Linked DNA regions of Mus musculus: region 1 is linked to region 2. A link is a loop called in an ENCODE intact Hi-C map of the cell type or tissue named here. Cell type or tissue: left cerebral cortex. All regions are shown on one strand. Region 1 overlaps Gabrb1 (gamma-aminobutyric acid (GABA) A receptor, subunit beta 1). Region 2 overlaps Cox7b2 (cytochrome c oxidase subunit 7B2).

What was found. Peaks named below come from ENCODE experiments on the same cell type or tissue, not always from the same donor. Only the 100,000 strongest peaks of a DNase experiment are listed, where the experiment ranks them.
Region 1: a loop joins it to region 2, with 3 times the contacts of the local background. A loop is called at or near these places in 2 of 42 quality-filtered maps.

The regions. Positions count from the first base shown.
Region 1 is chr5:71,963,355-71,968,354 of GRCm38, reverse strand. All of the region lies in intron 4 of Gabrb1 (gamma-aminobutyric acid (GABA) A receptor, subunit beta 1), which reads right to left. Among named protein-coding and RNA genes, the nearest start is that of Commd8, 200 kb to the left of the region's middle. In left cerebral cortex, a CTCF peak has its summit at 2,617 (motif pointing right); DNase peaks (open chromatin) are centred at 2,627 and 3,267; H3K27ac peaks cover 591 bases.
Region 2 is chr5:71,499,988-71,504,987 of GRCm38, reverse strand. It overlaps Cox7b2 (cytochrome c oxidase subunit 7B2), which reads left to right. Exons shown (of 3, transcript NM_030052.3): 2 at 1,475-1,537. Among named protein-coding and RNA genes, the nearest start is that of Cox7b2, 46 kb to the left of the region's middle. In left cerebral cortex, a CTCF peak has its summit at 2,730 (motif pointing left); a DNase peak (open chromatin) is centred at 2,725.

The sequences.
Region 1 (5,000 bases), 460 kb before region 2:
CAGTCATTTACATAATATAAATGGTATCTCTTCAAAAATTAATGAATCCCCTGTGTGTTATGAAATTTACCTGGTAGAAAAATTTTCTCCTCCTTCCAAGTGATGATGATGAAAACAAGTGCTCAATTGTTAAATATTTTTGTTTTGCATTTAATCTCTCGATGTGCCACAGTGTTCTTGTTTAGAATACTCTTCCCATCAAGGAACCCGAGGCAGGAGGATTGCTTCCAGTTCAGAACATATTTGGGCTACATAATGAATTAGAGAATAACTTGAACTACACTGCGAGACCTTATTTTAACAAACAAACAAACAAACAAACAAACAAACAAACAAGTGCCCAAGTGATTATCTTTAGAATTAGAAATTTTAGTGAATGCTGAAAAAAGTAGGACCCTTAGCTCTTTAGTACAAATCAATTACATTTAAATCAATTCCTTTTTAAATTAATACAACACATGGATATTGTAAACTTTTTTTTTAAGTTATAAGAAATTCAGTATCCCTGTCTCCCCTTCCATCTCTTGGTTTAGTGCTTCAGAAAAAAATAAATTGTGTTCGCTCCAGACTTGACTCCCAGGGCTCGCTTCCATTCCTCTAAGGATCATGTTTTCCTGAGTATAGTCTACAGCTGGTCATGTGACACCAGCTGAGTGCCCAGCTGTGCAACAAAGGTAGAGTCACTTTTTTATGCTATCTTGGGGTGACATATGCTGCAGCAACTTTCTAAGCCCATATGCAAGGGGCAGCAAATATTTTAACTGTCTGTTGCATTCAATTGGTGACTTGCAGCAAAAAGAGATAGGGAATTTACTCAATTATCCTTCTGAAACTTGATTTTTTAAATTATAAATATATTCTTTATTTACATTTCAAATGTTATCCCCTTTCCTAGTTTCCCCTCTGAAAATCTCCTATCCCCTTCCCCCTCCCCCAGCTCCCCCAACCCACCTACTCCCACATCCTGGTCCTGGCATTCCCATACACTAGGGCATAGAAACTTCATAGGACCAAGGGCCTCTTTTCCCATTGATGACTGACTAGGCCATCCTCTGCTACATAAGCAGCTAGAGCCATGAGTCCCACCATGTGTTTTCTTTGATTGGTGGTTTATTCACTGGGATCTCTGGGGGGTACTGGTTAGTTCATATTTTTCCTCCTAGTGGGCTGCAAACCCCTTCAGCTCCATGGGTACTTTCTCTAGCTCCTTCATTGGGGACCCTGTGCTCCATCCCCACCTGGGGATCCATCCCATAAACAACCACCAAACCCAAACACTAGTGCAGATGCCAACAAGATTTTGCTGACAGGAGCCTGATATAGCTGTCTCCTGAGAGGCTCTGCCAGTGCCTGGCAAATACAGAAGTGGATGCTCACAGCCATCTATTGAACTGAAACTTGATTTGGTTTTTTTTTATTAGATATTTTCTTCATTTACATTTCAAATGCTATCCTGAAAGTCCCTTATTCCCCCCCCCCCCCCGCTCCTGTGTCCTGGTCCTGGTGTTTCTGGTGTTTCCCTGTACTGGGGCATATAATCTTTGCAAGACCAAGGGCCTCTCCTCCCAATGATGGCAGACTAGGCCATCTAGGGAGTTACAAAGTTTGGAGCTGAGACAAAAGGATGGACTGTCCAGAGACATCCCTACCCTGGGATCCATCCCATAGACAGCCACGAAGCCCAGACACTATTGCATATGCCAGCAAGATTTTGCTGTCAGGAGCCTGATATAGCTGTCTCTTGTGAGGCTATGCCAGTGCTTGGCAAATACAGAAGTGGATGCTCACAGTCATCTATTGGATGAAACTTGATTCTTGATAAGCTGAGAAGCCAGGGCATCCTTGGGTAGCATTTGTTTCCCTTTTGGATTTCACTCTTTCTGGGGGGGCTGCAATTTTGTTTTTGCACCATCAAATGGCCTCTAAATGTTTGTAATCTGGGAGAAAATAGGACTCTTTCAATTTGGAAATTTCCTCCAATCTATTAAAGTTATTGATGGGAGATCCCACACTTTTGAAACACTGTCTCCTATATCCCAGCCTGGGCTCAGATTCCTGATTCTTCTGTCTTCACCTCCCAAGTGCTGGGATCATTTTCACTAACTTATTCCACAAACAGAGACTTATAATCTGGGTATTTCACTCCCAGGAAACACTGAAAATATCAAATTCTGCTTACAATAGAGGACCTTGAATATGCAGGTTCATTCAAATACTGTTTACAATAGACAAAATATAGAATGAGCTCATTATCAGAAGAATAAAGGAAATAAAGAAAATGTCATGTGTGTGTGTGTTTGTGTGTGTGTGTAATAGTTTTAACTCACTGTTACAAAAGTATAAAACTCCTGTTTATAGGAAAACAAATAAAACTGGAACTAGTCCTAGTGAAACACCCTAGATTTGAAGGAACTAATATCGCATCTCTGATGTGGAAGTTTGGGAAACCACATGTGCTTAAAAGGAAGTACTGGGAATGTAGAAGATAATCAATAAAGATGAGGAAGAAGATGAGAACGAGCAATAAAGGGAATGAGTACATCTTGTAGGAATAGAAATGTCATAATGAGACCATGTTTGGTTCAAATACAGTAACAAAAATGAGCAATGTCTAGCGCCAGAAGAGGGAGCACTGTGGCCTTGGTTGTCTGGGAAGCCCAATATTGCTATAGAAGCTCTCAAGTCTAGATTTGTCCTCCTCTGGGTCTTGGTACATGAAATTGAGCAAATTATTTAGTCTTCCTTGTTAACCTTCACTCCTCATAAATTGGTACTAAAGTAATGTGAGATGTTGAACAGGCTGGCTAACAGTTAAAAAAAAAGCAAAACAAAAACAAAAAAACCTTACCCAGTTGAGATAACTGAATCACAAGTGTTGGAAATTTAAAAAGTATATGATAAACCTCAGCTACACTCAATCTATGAACCTGACTTGTCGATAATACAATAGGGAAAATTGATTGTTGCTTCTGAGATGAGGGTTGGCTTTGCTCGTTATTATTACTGTTTTTATTTTCTGCTCCTCATTTTCCAAGTCCATGGATGTAAGCCAGGAAGCCTATCCACAGCAACCATGGTAGAACTACACCATTTTCTCTGGGCTAGGGACATCTGTTCATGTGAGGGGCAGGCTGACTTGTCTGTAAGTAAAAATAATAGAGACTTTCTGGGATTGTTAAATGTGGCTGTCTAGAAGACAGATGTCTATTTCTGCATGATCACTTCAGTTGTGGGGACTAGAATTGATCACATTCATGGCAGCAATAAAACTCTCCTTCAAGGCTGTAGTCTACCTAAAACAACCAGGCGGGTGTGACTGGAATAGACTCACTTGTTTAAACTCCAGCGCAGCAGGCAGAACATTGAATAAGGGGTATGGGAATTGAGAGACTTTATTAATAGCTTTTTGTGTAACTTGTTAGAATAGAAATTTACTAGAGTGAAAATATCCCTGGGCTTAGAGGCAAGAGATCAGATGGAGATTTTTTACAATGCACTGGAGTCTCATTCATTTCCAATGCAACAAGACACTTTCCTGGAAAAGAAATTGAATTGCTTTTGGTCACACGTGTATTGGATTTAATTATCACAGTACTTATGTGGAAACTTTATATTATTTTATAAATATAGGTTTAGGATGCTAAAAATGATAACTCAATAGAATAGGGTATTGACTATAACTGAATCCTGAGCTTTAAAGCCTCATTTGTAGTGTATACAATTGCCTACAAAAGCTATATTTGCAGCAACTACTAACTTATTATTCTTTTCACTTTTGAAAGTCTGTATTTTATCCATGGTAGCCGTGTCTCCACGTTTGTTCTCATTGTATGGCAATTACATTTAAATTTAAAGTGCAGCAGAACATATAGTAGCCGAATACAAGGGAGGACTAGATCTAGAAATCAAATACACAGCGTGAGAAATACAATACAAGCAGAGCACGTAAGCGTTAGTTGTGTTTTTTTTTTCTTCTTGAAATGAAAAGCAATATTAACTGGAAAATGTTGTGAGATGATGAATATGTTATTTGGCAAATTATTTAGAACTTCTAATGATATGATAAAACACCACGACTAAAAGCAAGATGGGGATAAAGGGTTTTATTTTGTGTACATGCCTATATCACTGTCCATAATCAAAGGAACCTAGAGGCAGTAATTGAAGCAGAGTCATAGAAGAATGTTGCCCAATGGCTGTCTCTGCTTGCTTTCTCATAGAACCCAGGACCATCAACCCAGGACTGGCACTGATCTCAGTGAGATGGGCCCTCTCCCATCAATGATCAATCGAGAAAATACCTGACAGATTTACCTATAGGCCAGTATTATGGAGGTGTTTTCTCAATTGAGATTCTTTCTTAGCAAATCCACAAACACATTTGGCTTCGTCAGCCTAATCAACACTTTTATATATACTGATAATATTGTCTCATGTACTCTAAATCTATGAAATAAAATTTATTTTTAACAATGTGCAATAGTAAAGATATAACCTAAACTCATTTCTTTTTGGCATGTATATGTCAAAAGATATATATATATTTTATGTGTATGAGTGTTTTACCTACACATATGTGTGTGCCAAATGTTCAAAGTGGCAGGAAGAGGGAACTTGACCTCCTGGAACTGGAATTAGGGACAGCAGTAAGCTGCCACGTGAGTTCTGTGAGTTGAACCCATGGTCTCTGTAATAATATTAAATGCTTTCAATCATTGATTCAGCTCTTCAGTCCTAAGCTTATTTTTGCCAACACAGAGGCCTATGGCTTCTCACGTCACATAGAAAGCTTCCAGCATTGCATGAAAGCGGCATCTCCCCTGAGAGATCACACCCTGCTCAGAACTCAGATGAAAAATCCTTATTACATGAACACAAACAAGCAACATTGTGTGAATTGACACAATCATATTTAGGAATATATGTGTATATGCATACACATACACATATATTCATGCAGTAACAATTAGAGAAAAAAAGAGGCCATAAATATGAAAGAG
Region 2 (5,000 bases):
TGAATGCAAGCACTTTTGTTTTTTTCCTAGTCCTCAAACTGTGTCTGGAACACAGGCGTTTCTTGAAAACTACTGGGTATCTGAGCAGGTGAGTGAGTAGGGAAATGCAGTTGCTCTTTCCTATCTCTGAGTCCTTAGCCCTTTGCTTTCATCCAAGAATCCTAAGTGCTGGCGGAAGTGTAATGGCATCAAGTTTTCAGTTTTGTTAATATCTTGGCTGTGTCTCTGTCATCAACTGAAATGTGACCTTCAGTTGCTAGTATGCCTTTTACTCTCCATTCCAGTCCTAACGGGGACTAACCTCTTCCTTTACATCAACTATCTCCAGATGTGTTTCTAGGATGGACCACCGAGAACACTAGTGCCACTGCTTTGATTTAGCTTTTTGCAGGAACTCACAGCTTTTCCTGTCAGATTATATTCTGTTCTGTGTTGCTTTGGCTGTATGGCACTTTGCTGAAAGTCTCAGGACAAACCCCAAGAAGGATATAAAGTAGGTAATGGCAGTTTTCAGATTCCTCATTCAACATATCTTTCCTATCGAGTCTTCTACTCTGAGGCCAGTGCCTTTCCTGTTTGTTCCGTGTCCTCTTATTTTTTTGCCTGTTCACATTTCCCCACACCATGTTAACATCTGCTTTGTGGAAGAGAGCTTGCTGTCACTCAGGTGGACTTCAGTTGAAACTATTAAGTAGATGTATGCATTTCCTTCATGTTATTTCACTTCAAATCTTTGCTACTTCTATAAAATGAAAATATTTGATTTCCATAGCATAGAGGTATTAGTTTACTCATAAATTGATTTTAGGGCACAAATGTAAAAGAGACACCTCCAAGTTTCCTAAATTTCATCACTATATGAGGTGGATCTTGGCAGTAAATCTTTTTGTTTGTTTGTTTTCGAGACAGGGTTTCTCTGTGTAGCCCTGGCTGTCCTGGAACTCACTCTGTAGACCAGGCTGGCCTTGAACTCAGAAATCCCTCTGCCTCTCTGCCTCTCTGCCTCTCTGCCTCTCTGCCTCTCTGCCTCTCCTCTGCCTCTCTGCCTCTCCTCTGCCTCTCTGCCTCTCCTCTGCCTCTCTGCCTCTGCCGCCCAAGTGCTGGGATTAAAGGTATGTGCCACCACCGCCCAGTGGCAGTAATGTTTAATGCCTGCCTGACTACAGGTGGTATCACTCAGGAGGTTCCTTACAGATAAAACAGTGATCTCAGCTGGGGCTGAGAAACACTTTACAAGCCCCTGTCCCTAGAACCATAGGCAGACAGGCATGACATGACGTCTTGCCCCGTACTTTGCTTACATTTCATGTTTGAGTCATTTCATAAAATTTATGTTTCTTGGGTGCCCTTTGTGTGCAAACATTGCTTTTAATGGAGTACTATTGTGACCCTTTGTGGGTAGCATAGCCTATTTCCCTGTTGTCATTTTCTGTTTCTCTGAAAACTCACATTGATTTTTCTTCTGTGCTTTTAGGCAGCTGAGTCAGAACTTCTGAGGAGAGCGTCTGTTCTTGTCTGTTCTCGACTGACTTTGCAGGTAATGAGAACATTAGAGAAGTGGGTTAGAGCGCTCTAGATTAGGATTCCATTGCAATGTCCTGTTTTGAATAACATTTAGAATAGTGTATCTGCCACATGGCAGTGGTTGTAGCTACCACTTGGTAAGACTGAGGTAGGACAATCATAAATTCAAGGTCCGTCTAGGCTACTGTGTAAATTCCAGGTGTGAATTCAAGTCTGCTAGACCTGCTTACAGAACTTTTTTTTTTTTAACACGTTTCTTAAATTTTATTTCTAGTACTCATGTTTCCTTCCAGTACTTGAGAGTTAGGAAGGTCAGGACTTCAATGCCATCGTTGGCCACAAAGCAAAATTGAGGCAAGCCTTTACATTATGAGACTGTATCTACCAAACCAAAACAACAACCAAAAAATTGTAACACTCTAACAAAAAGTAAGACTATTACAAAGAATACAAGTAAACCAGAAAGTGTTAAGCGCAAATGTGTTGTCGGATATTTGTTCGGATATTTGATCACATTGTGAACCCCAAGATGTGTACTGGACAAACCTTGTTTTGGTGTGGCTCAGTCCTAGCACACAACTTTCATCCAAGAGCTTTCTGTTATTGCTTACAGAACCTTTGAGGGTGAAGCACAGTTAGTTGTACAGTGCTTTCTTCATATTAACACAAACCCACACAAAACACATGCACACACACCCTCTGTCTCTGTCACACACTCACACACATCAAATCATACTTCCTTTTTAAGGGGGGGGGCTGGAAGGAATTAAAAGGTCCCTCTGATAGGGAGTTTTTTTTTTTTTTTAATTTACATTAGTAATATATTTTAAACGTCTGTGCTCATCAAAACATGTTATGTCTTTATGTTAATGGTAATCAGTCTAACTACAGGGAGAATAAGAGGTTGATGTGAGTTAAGTTGACACAATGTTTCCAAAATAAACATTTCCTAGTGGAGAAAAAACTTTCCTTGATAGACTAGCTTCCTAGTGCTAACAGTAGGCTGCAGAAGAAAATCTGTGTGCTGTCAGTGAGCACGTACAAGAGAGGAGCACTTAAAAATAGTTATACAAAGGTTAAAAAATAACAACCAAAAAGCCAAATGACAAAAACAAACAAACAAAAAAACCCTTTCTTTTCAGCCAGCCGAGACCACTAAGTAGAATAAAATGTCATCCATCATTTCAGTGTTAAGAGCGCCCCCTGGTGTGGTCATATAATCATGGTTCTGTGGAATTTACGTGGCTTTTAGAATCTCCTTGTGCTATAAGATAGTGATGATCTTTCTTTTCCTGCTAGCTTGGCCAGCAGGTATATGGTGTATAATTTTCCACAGATGTGCAGTCACACATTTTTCTGGTGTCGATCCCTGCTCAGATATAGGATCAGTTTGAAAGCAGAATATGAGAATATGTGATTTCTAAAGTTCTTTATCTCATGTTAACATGCCATCCATTGTGCAATTATGCATACTGATATTAATTATTAAGGCACAACTTTGGGTGGGGAATAAACCTTGTTATGGGAAATTTCTGTTAACAATTCTGTCTTGGTAAATTGATGGGCATTTTACTAGTTAAACAAGAGAACTCAATTATGTTTATCTTTTAAGAAATTTACCTTGTGAAAAAGACACACATACTGAGACTTTCTTAGGAGCCTGCTGTTTCTCTGCAGCTGCTGAACGTGAAGTGTAAATGCCCTCCATTCTGTACTATGTCCAGGGATCTTAGCCAGGGATCCCCTGCTACCCATTAAGAATGTCATAGCAAATATCTCAGCCCAGACCAGCAGACTACTTACTTCTAACTGCTAGTTTCCTTGTATTTGTTTTCATACTCTTAAAAGGAATTGCATTGTCTTTGTGAGGTTAAATTGCATATATTATACTAAAATACACACGTATAAATTTTTACAGAGGTATTTGCTTTCTCCTATTTTCTCCTTCTATGCTAGAAGTTATTGACAGTTTAAATCATTTCTTATAGGCTTTGTGTCTTCAGTGTGATAATTGCAGGGCTACCGTATAAAGATATCTTTGTTTTTGTCTTTTGTAGATTCCCTTCTCATGTAATTTTGAAGCTATTAGCAAGATAGGTACTTACATTAGCCCCTGATTTGTTGAATAACCCTTTGAGTCCTGGTTTTTATATTTTTTTATATTTTTTGGGCAGGCCACTGACTCACAGGCTTAATCTCATCTTTTAGGAAAGAATCCAGGATGCACCGTTCTGGACATTGATAAAATACAGTGATGGTTTAGGTTCACACTGTGTCAGATTTAGTCAGACTGAGCATTTCTTAATACAGCATGTCTCTGAAGTAGATACTATTATCGAACTCCTGAGTGGAGAAGTCAAGATATCCTGATCAACTACAACTATTCCTAACATGTAACGGGTATTCAACCACAATACTGTATCATTATTAATTTGATTGCAAATAACATTCATGACTCTATCTGTTGATGTTATTTTCCTTAAGGACTAGTAATTCCGTAGTACATAAACATAGATGGAACCAGGATTTTGGAAAGACTAAAGATGCATGCATTTATAGGGAATACAGAGTTAGTTTGGGAACTTAATCTTCAACAAAGCTTTCTCAAACCAGGGGTGGCATGAAGGGATGCACTGTTAGAGATAATAGAAATACGGGATATAGGACATGCATATTTTAAACTGCTGTTGCTTCTTTCTTCCCCAGCGTATCTTTTTTGCTTTCTCTGGCCTTGGGATGTAAATGCAGTTGTTTGCATGCTGCCATTTTCCTTATGTAATCCTGTATTTGCATTGTCTGTGTGAGGCTCCCATCATGTTTCTTATGGGTTTTAGAAAAATATTTTTTACTAATCAGATTTTGCTCTTTCATTGGTGTTGTATTCAAAATGATAAGTCTGTTGTTTCATTGATAGTAGTTTTGAAGGTTACTAAGTAGCTCTCCATGGAAACACAATGTGAAGAAGCCTGCTCTTAGCTTAACAGACGCTAGTGCTGCTTGTTTTCCCCTTTGTCCTCTCGAGTTGCTCTAGGAAGTGGCTTCTTGATGAAAGTACAAAAGCACGTTGTTGGTTGTTTTGGTGCTCTGGACAGTCTTGTAATTTGATATAATTTCTATTTGATATTTGTCACTTGCTTTTTGTTTCTTGTGTTTGTGTGTTCATATTAAAAAACAAAACCGAACAGTAACAATAGTAAGCATTGCCCATGCCATGATCCAGTTACTGTATTTAGGGGCATATATCCAAAGGACTAAAATATACACAACAAAAAGATCCCTGCATCTCCAAGTTTATTGTGACATTCTTCGCAATAGGCAAGTTGTGGAGGACACACAAGTGCACATTTAGATAATCAGCAATGCAAAGGCAGTGTGTGTGGATCATGGGCCTCTCTGTGTCAGGCTGCCGATTCTTTTTGTACTTGAGCTGTTTCAGGGCCTGACATGATGTACCCATAGCTATGCCTGTATCCTTA